Linked DNA regions of Homo sapiens: region 2 is linked to region 1. A link is an interaction called in ENCODE POLR2A ChIA-PET data of the cell type or tissue named here. Cell type or tissue: PC-9. All regions are shown on one strand. Links, peaks and the distances in the headings refer to the core of each region. The heading gives the core; the rest is flanking DNA.

Region 1 (8,294 bases), core at 295-8,294:
GGTTCCCACATGTCCACGGTCCTGGGCTCCTGCAGCCGCCGCCCAGCACCCTCCCACCTCTCCAGCTCTGGCCTGATGCCCTTGCTGGTCCCATGTCCATTGTCGTGGGTTCCTGCAGCTGCCGCCCAGCACCCTCCCACCTCTCCAGCTCTGGCCTGTTTGAGCCGTCCCGTTCAGTGGACATTCCTGCACCCTCCTTGCTCTGGAGAACTCTTGTTTGCCTCAGGGCTTGAAGGAGGAAGTGGCCGGGATTAGGCAGGCGCCAGATGCACAGCCTGTGCCCATCAGGCCTCTGCCCCGCCAAGGAGGGCTGCTTCCGCCTGTGCGGTATCTCCCCTCTAGCCCTGGGCCCTGCCACCTGCTCCACTTCACTCCAAGGCTGTCTGTGCTGCTGTCACAAAAAGAGGGACCCCTCTCCTGAATTCTGGTGGGATGGTCCCGATTGCTCTGATGCCCCCTCAGAGCAAGGTGGCCTTGCCTGGATCCCGCTGTCTGTGGCCACCACCTGGCCCCAGGCTGGGTGTGCCATTGTCCTAACCAGGATACAAACCTGCTGGGCTGGCCTGTCGAGTGTCACTGCCAGCCTGGCTCTGGTACACCTTTTGTTCTGTGTCCTGTGGATTCCATCTCTGGTTGTGTCCTGAAGACAAGGGCGAAGGGTGCATCTCGGGTCACGGTGTCACTCGGCAAGTCAGAGGTCGGAGGACCCCAGCAGGAGGGTGCCTGTCAACAGGCGAGGGGGTCCCTGGTGCCCAGGGCCACTGGGGCCAGACTGTGCCCACCCCCCCCACCCCCCGTGTCCCATGTGTCCTGAGCTGGCAGAAGGCCTGGCCTCCGTTGGCTGTGGGGCAGGTGTTTCCTTTTGCTGCCTGGCGGTTTGCTTGGCAGGTCCAGAGGAGGGGAGGCTGGGAGGGCAGGGGCCTCTCTCCCAGCCTGGAATAGCAGGTGCAGGGAGGAGGCTGAAAGCAACCCTGGCCATGCCGGCCTGCGGTCGACTTCCTTGGGCAACGCTTGTCTTTTCTGCAGAGGGGAAAGCTCCTGGGGGCTCCAACTTCAGTGACACCTTTAGTCTGGAGCCTTGGGGGATGTCTGGGAGGCAGGGCTTGGGGTCCTGCTCAGACAGGGGTGGCCAGTGTCCCCCAGACCTTTCCAAGTTGATGGGGGATTCCCTTGGGTGCCGGCAGCCCTTCTGACCTGAGCTTTGCCAGGGCGTGAGCCAGACCCTCCCAGAAGCAGTGGGGAGGGAGGATGGGTGCAAGCCCACCCCCTTAGCCCTCCTTGGCCCCTTCCTGCCCCAGCCCTGGAGGAAGGTGACCTACAGCCAGCTGGAGCCCAGCCCACATGCTGAGCTGCCGCAGCCCTTATGCTGGGAGGGAGCTGAGGCCGAGGCTGCCTGCCGCCCACCCTGCAAGGTTGCCAGGCCACCGCACCCACATCGGGGCCTGGAGTGCTGCCCACCCCCTTTCACTGTGAAGGATTTGGCTGGGCGCAGTGGCTCACACCTGTAATCCCAGCACTTTGAGAGGCCGAGGCGAGCGGATCACAAGGTCAGGAGATCGAGACCATCCTGGCTAACACGGTGAAACCACTGAAGGACTGCCCGTAAGACCAGGCCAGCCCCACTGCTGCCTCTGCCTCAGAGCTGGCCTGAGCTGGCTGGGCTCTCAGGCCTCTGCCCACCCTACCTGTCCCATTCCCAGAGCTGCTTGGCCATGGCTCCTTGAATTGCGGTGCCCAAGGGCAAATGACACACTGGCATTGTGAGCCCCCCCACCCCCACCTCACAGTCCTACTGTGAAGTCAGCACCTTCCAACAGTTCCGTCAGAGGTGTGCAGTGGGGCCAGGGCTGGACATGGCCCCCGGTCCCTGGCCTGTGTCCTGCCTGCGTGGTGGCCCCTTGGGCCTCACATATTTGTCCCTTCTGCTCATCCCTGCTGCAGGTGCCTCCTCCTGCCCCCGCACTCCACTCCCAGCCATGGCTCCCCTTCCCCAGGCAAGGTGGGAGCTCTGGTGTCCTTCTGGTGGCTACCAGGGCAGGGGCAGACTTGGGGGCCCTCTGCAGGCAGGTGACCGGCCCATGGCCATGTGGCCCTGTCTCTGCAGCTGGAACCTACTGTGAATGCAGCCTTGGCCTCAGCCGCGAGGCCCTCATCGCCCTCCTTGTGGTGCTGGCGGGCATCAGTGCCAGCTGCTTCTGTGCCCTCGTCATCGTGGCAATTGGTGTCTTGCGGGCCAAGGGGTGCGTGAACCCTGGGGCCGGGAGAGGATGGGAGTGAGGCCAGGCTGGCTGCCCTGGGCCCTTGGTCTTGCAAGAAGGGCTTTACCCCCTGGGTGGGCTGTCACCTGGGGTAGGAATGGCGTTTCCTAGGCGTGTGCTGGGGGAGCTCCGGGGGCCCAGCACTGTTCCAGGACTCATGTTGGCCTTCGTCCCCTCAGTGAAACATGCCCGAGACAAGTGGACAACAGGTGAGCACCAGGGAGGCCCTCGAGGGAGGCACGCTGTCTCAGGGGAGGCCCTTGGCGGGGGGAGCTATCCCAGGGGAGTCCCTGGAGGAGGAGGGGTGCTGTCCCTGGAGGAGGAGGGGTGCTGTCCCTGGAAGAGGAGGTGTGCTGTCCCAAGGGAGGCCCTTTGTGGGGGTGCACTGTCCCAGACGCCAGCCTGTCCTGGGGGAACAAGGACTCTACCAGCTCGTGATGACCCGGCCCGTCATGCAGGTTGGTGGAGAATTTTGGGGTCCAGGAAGATCTCATGGACCTGCACCCGGTTTACGTGGAGTCCCAGCTAATGGACGCTGACCTGGAGGTCTCCCTGGTGCCACCACTAGAGGATCAGAGCCTTGTGGCCATCCCCATGGAGGCTTCTTCAGAGGAGCCGCCACCACCCCCGCCCCTACCACCTGAGTAGAGGGCTGAGGGCAGCTGGGGGAGGGGAATTAAAGCGTATTTAGTGGCTGTGCACTGTCCTCCCTGCAGGCCCTCCTGAGGGCAGCTGGGGGAGGGGAATTAAAGCTTGTTTAGTGGTTGTGCACCGTCCTCCCTGCAGGCCCTCACACCCCTCACGGCTGCATCATGGGGGGTGCACGCGCATATGGGTCTCATCAAAGCAGAGTGCCCAGGCCCCACAGCAAGTTCCCCTGTTCCTCTGCCCCCTGGCAGTAAGCCATACCCCTAATGTTTCCACCTTCTCTGCCACAGCTGGTCAGCCCGGCTCCTTCCTGCACCCAGCTTTGGAAAGCCCCTAGAACAGGACCTGCAACTGGCAACTGTGAAGGGCGCTGGGTTTAACAGCAGGACTTGGGCTGATACCCCTGCCCCACTGCACTGGTCTGTACCTCTATCCCAGGAGAGTCCTGGGGGGGAGGGGTGGGGCAGGCACGCCTCTCCTGCCTCGGGTGTGCTGTCTCCCTCCACCCCAAGGCCTGTCTCCAACCCAGGCCCTATCCAGCATGGGAATGGGACCATCCCTGCGTGGGGGCCACTCCGCATGTGCACGTTGGGATCACTTTGCGGAGCCTGGGTGGGGTCGAGACGGGTGAGGAGCAGGACCTCTGGGTTGCATTGCGTGTGGGCGCCTGTTGCAGCCGTGAGCTGGGCGGGTGCAGGTGGGCGGTGTCCTGCTGCTCAGGTCAGGGCTCGGCGGGCGCCCGGTGGTGGACAAGGCGGGGTGAGGTGGTCTTGATAGCGCTGTGGCCGGCGCTGAGCCAAGAGTAGTTTGGAGCTCCCGGACAGGTGGCTGGCGGTGCCGGGCGTTGGCTGTTTGCCCTGCCCCCGCCCCAAGCGTGGATCCAGCCGTGGGACAGGAACTGCCTGAGCTCGGGCCAGAGAGTTAATATTTGTGCAGGCGCCGCAGGAACGGGCTCCGCGGACGACGGGCTCCAGGGACGCACAGGCAGCGGGCCTCCCACCGCGGGTGCCGGGGGCGGGGGGGCTGCCCCCATGCGGGGCCCTTCCTGGTCGCGGCCTCGGCCGCTGCTGCTGCTGTTGCTGCTGCTGTCGCCTTGGCCTGTCTGGGCCCAGGTGTCGGCCACGGCCTCGCCCTCGGGGTCCCTGGGCGCCCCGGACTGCCCCGAGGTGTGCACGTGCGTGCCGGGAGGCCTGGCCAGCTGCTCGGCACTCTCGCTGCCCGCCGTGCCCCCGGGCCTGAGCCTGCGCCTGCGCGCGCTGCTGCTGGACCACAACCGCGTCCGTGCGCTGCCGCCAGGTGCCTTCGCGGGAGCGGGCGCGCTACAGCGCCTGGACCTGCGCGAGAACGGGCTGCACTCGGTGCATGTGCGAGCCTTCTGGGGCCTGGGCGCGCTGCAGCTGCTGGACCTGAGCGCCAACCAGCTGGAAGCACTGGCACCAGGGACTTTCGCGCCGCTGCGCGCGCTGCGCAACCTCTCATTGGCCGGCAACCGGCTGGCGCGCCTGGAGCCCGCGGCGCTAGGCGCGCTCCCGCTGCTGCGCTCACTCAGCCTGCAGGACAACGAGCTGGCGGCACTCGCGCCGGGGCTGCTGGGCCGCCTGCCCGCTCTAGACGCGCTGCACCTGCGCGGCAACCCTTGGGGCTGCGGGTGCGCGCTGCGCCCGCTCTGCGCCTGGCTGCGCCGGCACCCGCTGCCCGCGTCAGGTGAGCTGCTGGGGACGCGGGTCGGGGTCTGCAGGGCGGTGCGGCAGCCGCCACCTGACGCCGCGCCTTTGTCTGTGTCCCACAGAGGCCGAGACGGTGCTCTGCGTGTGGCCGGGACGCCTGACGCTCAGCCCCCTGACTGCCTTTTCCGACGCCGCCTTTAGCCATTGCGCGCAGCCGCTCGCCCTGCGGGACCTGGCCGTGGTTTACACGCTCGGGCCGGCCTCCTTCCTCGTCAGCCTGGCTTCCTGCCTGGCGCTGGGCTCTGGGCTCACCGCCTGCCGTGCGCGCCGCCGCCGCCTCCGCACCGCCGCCCTCCGCCCGCCGAGACCGCCAGACCCGAACCCCGATCCCGACCCCCACGGCTGTGCCTCGCCCGCGGACCCGGGGAGCCCCGCCGCTGCCGCCCAAGCCTGAGCGGCCGCGGCCGCCTGGAGCGCTCGAAGCTTCCCCCATGCCTTTGCCCTCCCTTTACACTGTCTGCCGGCGTCAACAAGCGACACAGACCGAAAACTGCGTGACATTCCTTTAGGCATCACCACTGCATACACCGGGAGGTGGGGGTTGGGCGGTGCGCGCCTGCACCCTGGGGACGGAGGGGCAGAGCGCGGCTGCGCACGGGCCGCACGGGGAAGGCACGCGCTCGGGCCCTGGGAGTGCTGGTTCTGTACAAGGTGGCGGGCCGGTCACGCACCCGGAGCGAGGGCGGGGGCGGGCGGGTGGCGCTCTCCCGTGCCCAAGGTGCAGGGCAGGGTTGAAGACAGTCCCGAGCCAGCGTCCGGGGACCCCCGGGGAGGCCCGTTCTGGGCTGCAGGCCGGACGAGGAGAGGAGGGGCTCAGCCCTCTCGAGTCTGGAGGAGGCGGCCCGAGGCGGCGGGAGGCGCTGCCAGCTGGGAAGTCAGGGACGGCCGTGGGGGAGGGCAGGGCCAGCCCCGGCGTGTGGGGTCAAGGGGCAGACGGGGTGTGGGTGGGCGGTGCCGCAAGAAGAGGGGAGGGTGGAGCTCAGGCTGCAGAGGAGCGCAGGCGCCCGAGGAGGGGCGACCCAGCCAGCTGGGGCCATGGGCCCCACTGTGGCTCAGGCTGGTGCTGCGGGAAGGATGGGGCTGCCGTCTCTGCTCCAAGCCCCTCCGCCTGGGGCCAGTTAGCCCCCGCTCCCCACTGCTCAGAGACCCCAGGGCCCTGCCTCTGCCGGAGCGCCCTGCGGCCCTGCCCAGCCGACTCAGCTCTGCCCCGTCCTCAGCCGCTCCGGTCCGCACCTTGGTCCAGCAGGGGCTGCCCGCCAGGCAGCGGGGTGGGCGGGCGGACGGACGGGAGGCCCAGGGTGGGCAGTCTCTGGGGCGGGTGGGCTTCCCTCAGGCCTTCCCGAGCAGCAGGACCCATCAGTGTCCTTGGCCGGGCTAACTGGGCAGGTGGGCGCCTCCGGGGGCCTCACACCACGGTGCTGACCGAGGGATCTGAGAGGTTGAGCGGGCCCGTGATATCAGTGGGATGGTACTGCTGCAAAATAGAAATACACAGACAAGGCGCCCGTTAGCCCCACGCTGGGGGCACGCGCGGGGCCGGGACGGGGTGGACCGGCCAGCCGGCCAACCGGCGGGCGGGCAGGCGCAGCCTGGGGGAGGCTGGGGGTGCTCCTCCCCCGACCCCGTGGTGCTCCGGGGCTCTGCGTGGGCCGGGCCGCTGTCCCGTCCGTCTGTCTGTCTGTCTGCGGGGGAGGGGGCAGAGGAGGGCGGGCGGGGAGTCTCAGCTCTCCCTATGACGGGAACACAGCTGCAGCTGGCCCTCCTCCCTCTCAATAGCGCGTCGCGGCAGCACTGTGTCTTTTTGGTTTTGCAAAGCGCCGCGTCCACCCCCGGTGCTCTATAAATAAGAACCAACAATCAATACCCGCTGGCCCCGCCGGCCGCCAGGGACCCCAGCCCTCAGCGCCCAGTGCCGCCCTGGCCCGGACCGGCCACAGGACAGGGGCAGGGGATCTCCGCAGCCGGACTGACCCCACCCTACCCAAAGGAGCCCCCCACCCACGCCTCCCTCTGAATAAGCTCGCAGCCCCAGAGACCAGGTGGGAGCTGGGCTGCCCTCCCCTGCCCAGACCCCCAGCTGGCAGTGCCCCCCACAGTTCAGCCTTGCAGGGCGGGGCCAGCCCCAGATGCCACGTGATGCCAGAACTGGCCCCAGAGGACGGTCCCTGGTGCCCAGAGAGGCTCGGGTGAGGGTTCCGCTGGGAACATGTCCCTGGGAGGGCACCATGAGGGTCTCTGAGCTGCACCTGGCCTCGCTCCAGGCAGGGCCCTGGGACCCAGTGTCACCCTCTGAAAGTGGCCCATCACCTGCACGACATTTGTGCTTGCCCCCCGTGGCTGCCTGCCCCAAATCGCTGTTTCTCCTGTCTGCCTGGACACCCCCTCTTCCCCAGCCTGCCCAGCCCACGATCCCTGCGCTATTCCCCCTCCCTGTTCCCTGCGGGACTCCTGGCTCAGACTTTGCAGCATCAGCTCTGCCCGCTTTCCGCAGCAGAGGTGGCTCCAGGAATGGTGCTTCCACCTGCTCCTTGAGCCTCCAGTGGCCCCCAGGCCTACAGGCTCTCACTGTCCACCCATCCTGCATGCCAAGTCCCTTCCCCAGGAAGCTGAGCAGCCAGGCCTCATGGGTCCCTCTTGGGGCACCCTGGTGGCTTCATCTCGGGATTTGGCTTGCTTGATGCCAAGTCCTGTCTGTGCCCTGGAGGTCTGCCCCGCTTCCAGTGCACTGAGGGGCAGGTGGCTGCAAATCGCACTTCCTCCCCCGGGCGTAAGCTTCTCTCTGGTGATGCTGCTTATGGGCTGGGGGCTTCCTGTGGGCCAGACTGGTCCCTGGACTGCAGGGTGGCCACGGGGCTGAGGTCTCCGCTGCCTCTCTGGGCAGCCCCTCCCCACCATGGTGCCTGGGCCTGGGGTGCCTCTAGCAAGGCTGGGTTCGCTCTGGGGGCCTCTGGTCCGAGTGTGCATATCCGCTACAGGGACAAGCTGCCCCGAGCAGGAGGTGGGGGATTCTGGGCTCCAAAGGGCAGAAGGCCTGGCTCTTTGGGGTGGGCCTTGTGGGGTTGCTGGGGTCAGGAGCTGAGGTGGTCGTTTCCCTTCCAGAGGCCTCCCTGTCTGGGAACCTCAGTGTCGTCCTGGGCTCTGCAGGCCAGGGCTTGTGGGGCCGCCCCTACCCATTCTCAGACCCTCTGGGAGCTGCCGCCACACCTCCTGCAGGGCCCCCGCTCAGCCTGGGGTGGGAGCCACCCCTTTTGGTCCCACCCCACTCCCTGCCTGACAGTCCCCTGTGGCCGGGGCCAGTTCCAACTCCAGGCCCCAGCCGTCCACCCAGACGGACCCAGGCCCGGCCCCCAGCCCCCGGCCCACACAGAGACCACATGAAGATGCAACACGCATGGCTCTGGTGAGACAGGTGAGACAGGTGTCTGGGGGGCGGGGCCAGTGGCCAGACAGACGGACGGGATGGGACATCACAGCCACCCCCTCCAGGGCCGTCGCAGGGGCGAAGTGAGGGCGGCGGGCCCCTCTGGGAGAGGCGAGAGAAACGGGGACATAACAGAGAAGTGGTGTGGCCTCCCGGCAGCTGAGGAGTCCAGGATGGGGCCACGCTGGGCTCCCAGGGCCCCAGACCTGGCCCCGAGAGGTGGTGTGGCTGACTGACTGA
Region 2 (8,331 bases), core at 208-8,207, 590 kb after region 1:
TGAATGAGTGAGTGAGCGAATGAGTGAGTGAATGAGTGAGTGAATGAATGCGTGAATGAGTGAGTGATTGAAGAGTGAGAGAGTGGGTGAGTGAGGGAGTGAATGAGCAAGGGAGTGAGTGAGTGAGTGAATGAGTAAGTTAGCGAGTGAGTGAGGGAGCGAGGGAGTGAATGAGCGAGGGAGTGAGTGAGTGAACGAGTAAGTGAGCGAGTGAGTGAGCAAGTGAATGAGTAAGTGAGCGAGTGAGTGAGTAAGCGAGTGAATGAGTGAGTGAATGAGTGAGTGAATGAGTGAGTGAATGAGTGAGTGAGTGAGTGAATGAGTGAATGAATGAGGGAATGAGTGAGTGAATGAGTGAGTGAGTGAGTGAATGAGTGAGTGAGTGAGTGAGTGAATGGGTGAGTGAGGGAATGAGTGAGTGAGTGAATGAGTGAGTGAATGAGTGAGTGAATGAGTGGGTGAGTGAATGAGTGAGTGAATGAGTGAGTGAGTGAACAAGTGAATGAGTGAATGAGTGAGTGAGTGAACGAGTGAGTGAGTGAGTGAACGAGTGAATGAGTGAGTGAATGAGTGAGTGAATGAATGAGGGAATGAGTGAATGAATGAGTGAGTGAGCAAATGAGTGAGTGAGTGAATGAGCAAATGAGTGAGTGAGTGAACGAGCGAATGAGTGAGTGAGGGAATGAGTGAGTGAGGGAATGAGTGAGTGAGTGAATGAGTGAGTGAATGAGTGAGTGAGTGAATGAGTGAGTGAATGAGTGAGTGAGTGAATGAGTGAGTGAGTGAGCAAATGAGTGAGTGAGTGAACGAGCAAATGAGTGAGTGAGTGAACGAGCGAATGAGTGAGTGAGTGAGTGAATGAGTGAGTGAGGGAATGAGTGAATGAATGAGGGAATGAGTGAATGAGTGAGTGAGTGAATGAGTGAGCGAATAAGTGAGTGAGTGAACGAGTGAGTGAGGGAATGAGTGAGTGAGTGAACGAGTGAGTGAGTGAGTGAATGAGGGAATGAGTGAATGAGTGAGTGAGTGAATGAGTGAGCAAATAAGTGAGTGAGTGAACGAGTGAGTGAGGGAATGAGTGAGTGAGTGAACGAGTGAGTGAGTGAGTGAATGAGTGAGTGAACGAGTGAGTGAGTGAATGAGTGAGTGAACGAGTGAGTGAGTGAATGAGTGAGTGAATGAGTGAGTGAGTGAGTGAACGAGTGAGTGAGTGAGTGAGTGAACGAGTGAGTGAGTGAGTGAATGAGTGAACGAGTGAGTGAATGAGTGAGTGAGTGAATGAGTGAGTGAATGAGTGAGTGAGTGAATGAGTGAGTGAATGAGTGAGTGAGTGAATGAGTGAGTGAGTGAGCAAATGAGTGAGTGAGTGAACGAGCAAATGAGTGAGTGAGTGAACGAGCGAATGAGTGAGTGAGTGAGTGAATGAGTGAGTGAGGGAATGAGTGAATGAATGAGGGAATGAGTGAATGAGTGAGTGAGTGAATGAGTGAGCGAATAAGTGAGTGAGTGAACGAGTGAGTGAGGGAATGAGTGAGTGAGTGAACGAGTGAGTGAGTGAGTGAATGAGGGAATGAGTGAATGAGTGAGTGAGTGAATGAGTGAGCAAATAAGTGAGTGAGTGAACGAGTGAGTGAGGGAATGAGTGAGTGAGTGAACGAGTGAGTGAGTGAGTGAATGAGTGAGTGAACGAGTGAGTGAGTGAATGAGTGAGTGAACGAGTGAGTGAGTGAATGAGTGAGTGAATGAGTGAGTGAGTGAGTGAACGAGTGAGTGAGTGAGTGAGTGAACGAGTGAGTGAGTGAGTGAATGAGTGAACGAGTGAGTGAGTGAGTGAATGAGTGAGTGAACGAGTGAGTGAGTGAGTAAGTGAACGAGTGAATGAGTGAATGAGTGAGTGAATGAGTGAATGAATGAGGGAATAAGTGAGTGAATGAGTGAGTGAGTGAATGAGTCAGGGAGTGAGTGAGAGAATGAGTGAGGGAATGAGTGAGGGAATGAGTGAGTGAGGGAATGAGTGAGTGAGTGAATGAGTCAGGGAGTGAGAGAGAATGAGTGAGGGAATGAGTGAGTGAGTGAATGAGCAAGTGAGTGAATGAGTGGGTGAGTGAATGAATGAGTGAGTAAATGAGTGAGTGAATGAATGAGCGAAGGAGTGAATGAGTGAGTGAATGAGTGAATGAGTGAGTGAATGAGTGAGTGAGTGAGTGATTGAGTGAAGGAGTGAGTGAATGAGTGAGCGAGCGAGTGACTGAGTGAAGGAGAGGTAGGGGTGAGGGAGGGGAGGCCCAGGCAGGGGCGGGTATTCCCAGCAGGATGTGCTACCTTCTAAGCGGGTCTTGGGTTGGGCCCCAGAGGCTGCAGGTGAGCGCAGGGGAAGAGCACTGCCTGCAGGAGGCTCACCCTGCTGGAGGTCCCGGTTTGAGGCTGAAGCCTCAAACGGTCTGGGGGCCTGGCCGAAGGCAGAGCTGGGCAGACACCATCCCTGCCCTGCCAGGGCTGCCCTGGGCCCCAGGTGGCTCAACACAGCTGGGAACTGAAGGAGGCACCTGGATTTTGAGGGAGACAAACTGCGTGGGTCCTGTCTGAACAGGCTCATTTCAGCACCCAGTGTGTGGGGCAGGGCCCCCATCCCCGGCCATGCTCAGTGGCCAGAATGAGCCCTGAATCGGAGCTAAAGGCAGAGGTGAGGGTCCCAGAGACCCCACATCTCCTTCGGAGGCCAGGCGCCTGGCCCCAGTGTGGAGCTCCAAGCCCCTCCCCCAGCGCCCAGCCACATCCCCTGGGAGGACCAGGGGCCCTGTGATGTGGGGCCACCACCCTCCCCCTGACCCCTGGCATTCAGCCAGGTGGGAGAAGGCCAGCTTGTTCCTCCTGTGGTGCCCCGCCCACATGTCCCTCCCCAGGCTGGGGTGGGCGCAGCCTCATTGGAGCAAACAGTTCCTTCCTTCTTGCCCGTGACTGGGGTCTCAATGTTTCCCTTGCCTCCCATGGGTCCCCCTCACTTTCCCACAAGCACTTATGGCATAAAAATAACTTCTTTGGGAATGGCAGTCCCTGCTGGGCTCATGTGGGCCCCCAGCCTCGGGGACCTCTGACTACAGGCCCCGCCCCAGGCCAGGCCCCTGAACGTTGCTGGGTGGGGAGAGTGCTCCCCAACAGAGCTTCCCGGCTGGGCTTCCTGAGAAGCTGCCTGGTCCAGGCTGCAAACTTGCAGGTGAAGGTCTGCCCCACGGACCCCGGGGAGTGGGATGGGAGGGCGGCCCCTTCCAGCCTCTTCCTTGTCACATTTTACACTCCAGGTTGATGGTGTTCTCAGGGGACATGGCTTGGGACTGACAGCCTCACCCTGTCACTTTGAATCTTCCCGCTATTGTGAATCAGAGTCCCACAGACACAGCCTCCCGCCAGGAAATCAGGGTTCCCCAGCGCAGGGCTCCTGGGCCACAGCGGTGGGGGCGCCCGGCGGCTCGACTGCTGCACCACAGCGGGCTCAGGTTGTATCTGGCTTTTCAGAGAACGTCCCTGCCTCGAAGTTCTCATCACTCAGGAAGAGAAATAGCTAGCCAGCTAGCCCCGGTGTGGGGAGGGGCCCAGAGCCTGGCTCATGCCCCGAGGCCACCCCCACACCCCACCCTCTGGGCCTCAGTGTCCCCCGGCCGTGTTTGTGGGGATTTCAGCAGGAGGTGCTGTCTGGGTGTTTGGTATCCGGGAGGTGCCAGGCCAGCAGCGCAGCGCGATGACTGCATGGTCACGATAGGGATGCCTACGTGCCACACACTCCCATGCTGGAACCGTCAGAGCTGGCTGGTTTCCACCTGTCCAAAACCATCTTAACCAAAGCCCGCGTTCTTGCGCAGATTTACCTCCAGTTTATGGGATTACTTCTTTAGATGCAATCAGCATTTTCTGGAAGACTGGGAACACTTACGGGTCTTTTTTTTTTTTTTTTTTTTTTTTTGAAATGGAGTCTCGCTCTGTCGCCCAGGCTGGAGTGCAGTGGCGCGATCTCGGCTCACTGCAAGCTCCGCCTCCCGGGCTCATGCCATTCTCCTGCCTCAGCCTCCTGAGTAGCTGGGACTACAGGCACCCGCAACCACGCCCGGCTAATTTTTTTGTATTTTTAGTAGAGACGGGGTTTCACCGTGTTAGTCAGGATGGTCTCGATCTCCTGACCTCGTGATCCACCCACCTCAGCCTCCCAAAGTGCTGGGATTACAGGCGTGAGCCACCGCACCCGGCCTTACACTTATGGGTCTTGAAGTCAAAGGAGCCCGCGGTGATGCCGCCAGCACCTGGGGTTTGTCCGAGCCCCGCAGCTCCTCCGGCCCTGGAGCCTGGGCGCTGCTCGCTGGGATCTCTGATCCAGTCTCGCCTCTTTTTGTGTCCATCCGCAGACAAATACCTGTTACGTTCTAGGTGCTGAGGACACAGCGTGAGAGAGAAAAGGACAGACACCTCCTTCTTCCTGGAGCCTGGATGGGGCCGACAGGCACGGGGGAAGCCTCAGCCACTGTCTACTCAGATTTCCACACGCCACTGCCAAGTGGCCTCCTGTTCTCTGTGTCTGTGCCTCCTCTTCTACCTCTTAGAAGGACACCTGTCACTGGATTTAGGGCCCTTCCAGGTACTCCAGGATAATATCATCTGCTGGAGATCCCTACCTCGATCACAACTGCGAAGACCCTAATTCCAAGTAAGTTTCCAGCTGGGCTTTGCGGCGGCTCACACCTGAAATCCCAGCACTGTGGGAGGCCGAGGCGGGCGGATCACTTGAGGTCAGGAGTTCAAGACCAGCCTGGCCAATGTGGTGAAACCCCGTCTCTACTAAAAATACCAAAATTAGCCGGGTGTGGCGGTGGATGCCTGTAATCCCAGCTACTCAGGAAGCTGAGGCATGAGAATCGCTTGAACCCGGGAGGCGGAGGTTGCAGTGAGCCGAGATCGTGCCACTGCACTGCAGCTTGGGGGATAGAGTGAGAGTCTGTCTCCAAAAACAAACAAACAAACAAACAAAAAAACAAGTTTCCATCTGCACATCTGCAGGTTCCGGGACTTGGGAGGTGGACATGGCTCTTGGGGGCCACCATTCACCATTTGGCTCACTGCTCTGGGGAACAAAGGCCCCCAGTTACTCAAGGGGAGTGAGGGGAGTTCCCAGCAGAGCGCTGTGAGCCAAGGGTGGGAGGCCAAGAGGCAGGGACCACTGTGTCCTCTGGAGTGGACGAGGGGGCACTGAGGAGTGGATGAGGGTGTGGCCCTCCTGACAGCCCAGCCTCCGCTGGAAGTGGGGACCCGAGTCCCGGGCTCTGCCCTCTCCTGCCACCCCACAGGGCCTAGGCCAGCCTTGCCACGACCCTAAATCTTCTCGCTACTCCTGCCCTCACCTCAGCCTCTCCGGAGACAGCCTCCTCACCACTACCCTGGCCCAAGTGGGGAAAGCCCCACCACCCTGGGCTCCCAGGATGAGTCAGTTCCCCTCTCCTTGCCAGGCCCAGCTGGCAGTGAGGTCCTTGGCCTGGCACAGCACCTCATGTGCAAACACGGCTTGATGAACGGGCAGGAATGAAGCTTTGGGAGGGAGACTGAACGAGGAGAGAGAGAAGCATGTGGTGGTGAAAATGGAGGGAAGGCAGGGGGCTGGCAGGGGGCTGGCAGGGGGCTGGCAGGGGGCTGGGTGCAGCCCCAGATCTTGTGGAGTCCGGGCCCCAGGCTGGGCAGGCTGGGCAGGCTGGGCCCGCGGCACCTGTTTTTGCACACAAGGCCTGCCCTGACAAGGTGTCCTCTGCCGGATCCCGGGTGACTGTGCCTGTTGGGGGTCCTGCCAGGCCACCCGGTCACCTCCACACCCTGTTATGTCTCTGCAAGCATCGGTGTGTGACAGCGACTGGCAGAGCTGGGCAGGCAGGAGGCCTCTGTCTGGACCCTCAGCCTCTGCCTCGGCTCCTCTTCCAGGTGGCTGGACTTGCTCCCTGATACCCCCAACCTGCAGACACGCGGCCTTGGATTCAAGTGGGGCTGGGCTCCTCGGCCTCTGCCAGGCCACCCCACCCTCCCCCAGCTCCCAGCAGAGGCCAGCAGCCAAAACACTGCAGGCCAGCAGAGCTGGAGATCAGCAGACCCCAGAGGTGTAGACCTCCCGGCTCCAGACCTGGTCCTCCCCGCCCCGCTGGTGGTGCGGCCTCAGGCCAGTCCACTGCCTCTCCGCGCCTTGCCCTTCTCGCCAGGACTCAGGCCCAGCCTTACGAGAGAGGGTAAAACCAGACAACAACGGCAGGTCCTCCACCTGCACCTGGCCCCTCGGACTCCACCTACACCCGGCCCCTCGGAGGTGCCCAATAAACTCCGGTGCTGACGGTTGTGCCTGACACCCCCTGTCTCCTTTTGTGATCTTCCACAGATCACGCTGCTGCTTTGTGCCTCAGTTTCCCCATCTGTACCACAGGGGGCTGGATCAGACATCGCTGAGATCTTTGTAGAGCAGCACAGCTCCGTTGCTGATGTTCTAAGTAACCAAATTGTGTCCCGGACGCTGAGGTGTAACAGCCTTATCAGGGCCGGGCGCGGTGGCTCAGGCCTGTAATCCCGGCACTTTGGGAGGCTGAGGTGGGTGGATCACCTGAGGTCAGGAGTTCAAGACCAGTCTGGCCAAGATGGTGAAACCCCATCTCCATTAAAAATACAAAAATTAGCCAGGCGTGGTGGTGCATGTCTGTAATCCCAGCTACTCAGGAGGCTGTGGCAGGAGAATTGCTTGAACTGAGGAGGCAGAGGTTGCAGTGAGCCGAGATCACACCACTGCACTCCAGCCTGGGTGACAGAGCGAGACTCTGTCTCAAAACAAACAAACAAACAAAACAAAACAAAACAAAAAGCTGCCTCATGAGGACAGACTCGGCCGAGCAGTGGCAGAGCGAGGCCTGTTCACAGATGGGTGTTAGGAAAGGGAGGATGTGGCCCGGCGCGGTGGCTGACGCCTGTAATCCCAGAACTTTGGGAGGCCGAGGCGGGCGGATTACCTGAAGTCAGGAGTTTAAGACCAGCCTGGCCAGCATGGTGAAACCCCGCCTCTACTCAAAAACTACAAAAATTAGCCAGGCATGGTGGTGGCGCATGGCTGTAATCCCAGCTACTTGGAAGGCTGAGGCAGGAGAATCACTTGAACCTGGGAGGCGGAGGTTACAGTGCGCTGAGATCGCGCCACTGCACTCCAGACTGGGCAACAAGAGCGAAACTCCGTCTCAAGAAAAAACAAAACAAAACAAAAAAATCCCCACAGTGGTTAAAACAGAGTGATACTGGCACAAGAATAGGCACGAAGACCAACGGCGCCGAGTCCAGAAACAGACTCAAACAGATAAGGAATGTGGCATGTGACAAAGACAGAATGTCAAATCAGTGATAAAAACAGATCATTCAAAAACCCCTCCACACCTGGGAAGCCGGGGAGCCATCCAGAAAAAATAAAGTTGAATGTCTCACACCTCATACCAAAATAAATTTCAGATGGATCTGAGATTTCAATGTAAAAAATAAAACCACAAAGTCTAGAAAGCAACAGAAGATGCATCTTTAGAAGCTTGAGGCGAGACCTTCCTAAGCATGATGCAAAATACAAAAATCCAACACATAAATTTTTAAAAATAAATTCAATTCCATAGGCTGGGCGCGATGGCTTATGCCTGTAATCCCAGAACTTTAAGAGACCGAGGCGGGTGGACGTTTGAGTTCAGGAGTTTGAGACCAGCCTGGGCAACATGGAGAAACCCTGTTTTTACAAAAAAAAAAAAAAAAGCAAAAATTAGCTGGGCGTGATGGCACATGCCTGCGGTTTCAGTTACCCAGGAGGCTGAGGTGGGAGGATCGCTTGAGCTCAGGAGGCAGAGGCTGCAGTGAGCCGTGATCACACCACTGCCCTCCAGCCTGGGGACACAGCAAGACTCGGCCTCAAATACATAAATAAATGAATTCAACTCCATAAAATAAAATTTCTGCGTAGCAACAACCACATTAAGCAAAGTCAAAGTCTGCTGTTTAGGCAAGCGGGGAAATTCCTTGTGAACTCTATCCCCCTCGAAGGGCTGAATTCTCTCATTTAGAAAGAGCTCTAACAAATCAATAATGAGGTTATAATCCAGCACAGGGAAAAAATGGAAAGCAAAGAATACGAACAGAGCATTCACACGAAAGGAAAAACAAATGCTCCATAAACATGCAAAAAGATGCTCCCCCACTCTTTTTTTTTTTTGTATGTGTGAGACAGAGTCTCGCTCTGTCCCCCAGGCTGGAGTGCAGTGGTGCGATCTCAGCTCACTGCCACCTCCAACTCTCGGG

The links. ChIA-PET counts read pairs that join two places held together with the same protein. Peaks named below come from ENCODE experiments on the same cell type or tissue, not always from the same donor. Only the 100,000 strongest peaks of a DNase experiment are listed, where the experiment ranks them.
Region 2: POLR2A ChIA-PET joins it to region 1 with 5 read pairs; 2 of 35 experiments call an interaction of 5 or more read pairs at or near these places.

Annotation. Positions count from the first base shown.
Region 1 is chr9:137,165,587-137,173,880 of GRCh38, reverse strand. It overlaps GRIN1 (glutamate ionotropic receptor NMDA type subunit 1), which reads right to left. Exons shown (of 20, transcript NM_007327.4): 20 at 5,125-6,470. The coding sequence ends at 6,354. It overlaps LRRC26 (leucine rich repeat containing 26), which reads left to right and starts at 3,830. Exons shown (of 2, transcript NM_001013653.3): 1 at 3,830-4,610; 2 at 4,696-5,123. The coding sequence starts at 3,938. The coding sequence ends at 5,027. TMEM210 (transmembrane protein 210) reads left to right here and starts at 1,825. Exons shown (of 4, transcript NM_001282477.2): 1 at 1,825-1,941; 2 at 2,105-2,240; 3 at 2,438-2,467; 4 at 2,717-3,023. The coding sequence starts at 1,854. The coding sequence ends at 2,906. It overlaps MIR3621 (microRNA 3621), which reads left to right and starts at 4,611; the gene lies at 4,611-4,695. It also overlaps LOC124902315. RefSeq lists silencers at 4,118-4,177, 4,338-4,857, 5,098-5,207, 5,438-5,557 and an enhancer at 5,327-6,191. In PC-9, for the core only: no CTCF peak of the experiment used is centred there; DNase peaks (open chromatin) are centred at 550 and 4,320; H3K4me3 peaks cover 2,241 bases.
Region 2 is chr9:136,573,586-136,581,916 of GRCh38, reverse strand. It overlaps LOC124902311 (a long non-coding RNA gene), which reads left to right and starts at 4,240. Exons shown (of 2, transcript XR_007061866.1): 1 at 4,240-4,693; 2 at 5,953-6,365. RefSeq lists enhancers at 2,601-3,127, 5,168-5,287, 7,950-8,331, 8,022-8,331. In PC-9, for the core only: no CTCF peak of the experiment used is centred there; DNase peaks (open chromatin) are centred at 3,816 and 5,476; H3K4me3 peaks cover 909 bases; H3K27ac peaks cover 1,636 bases.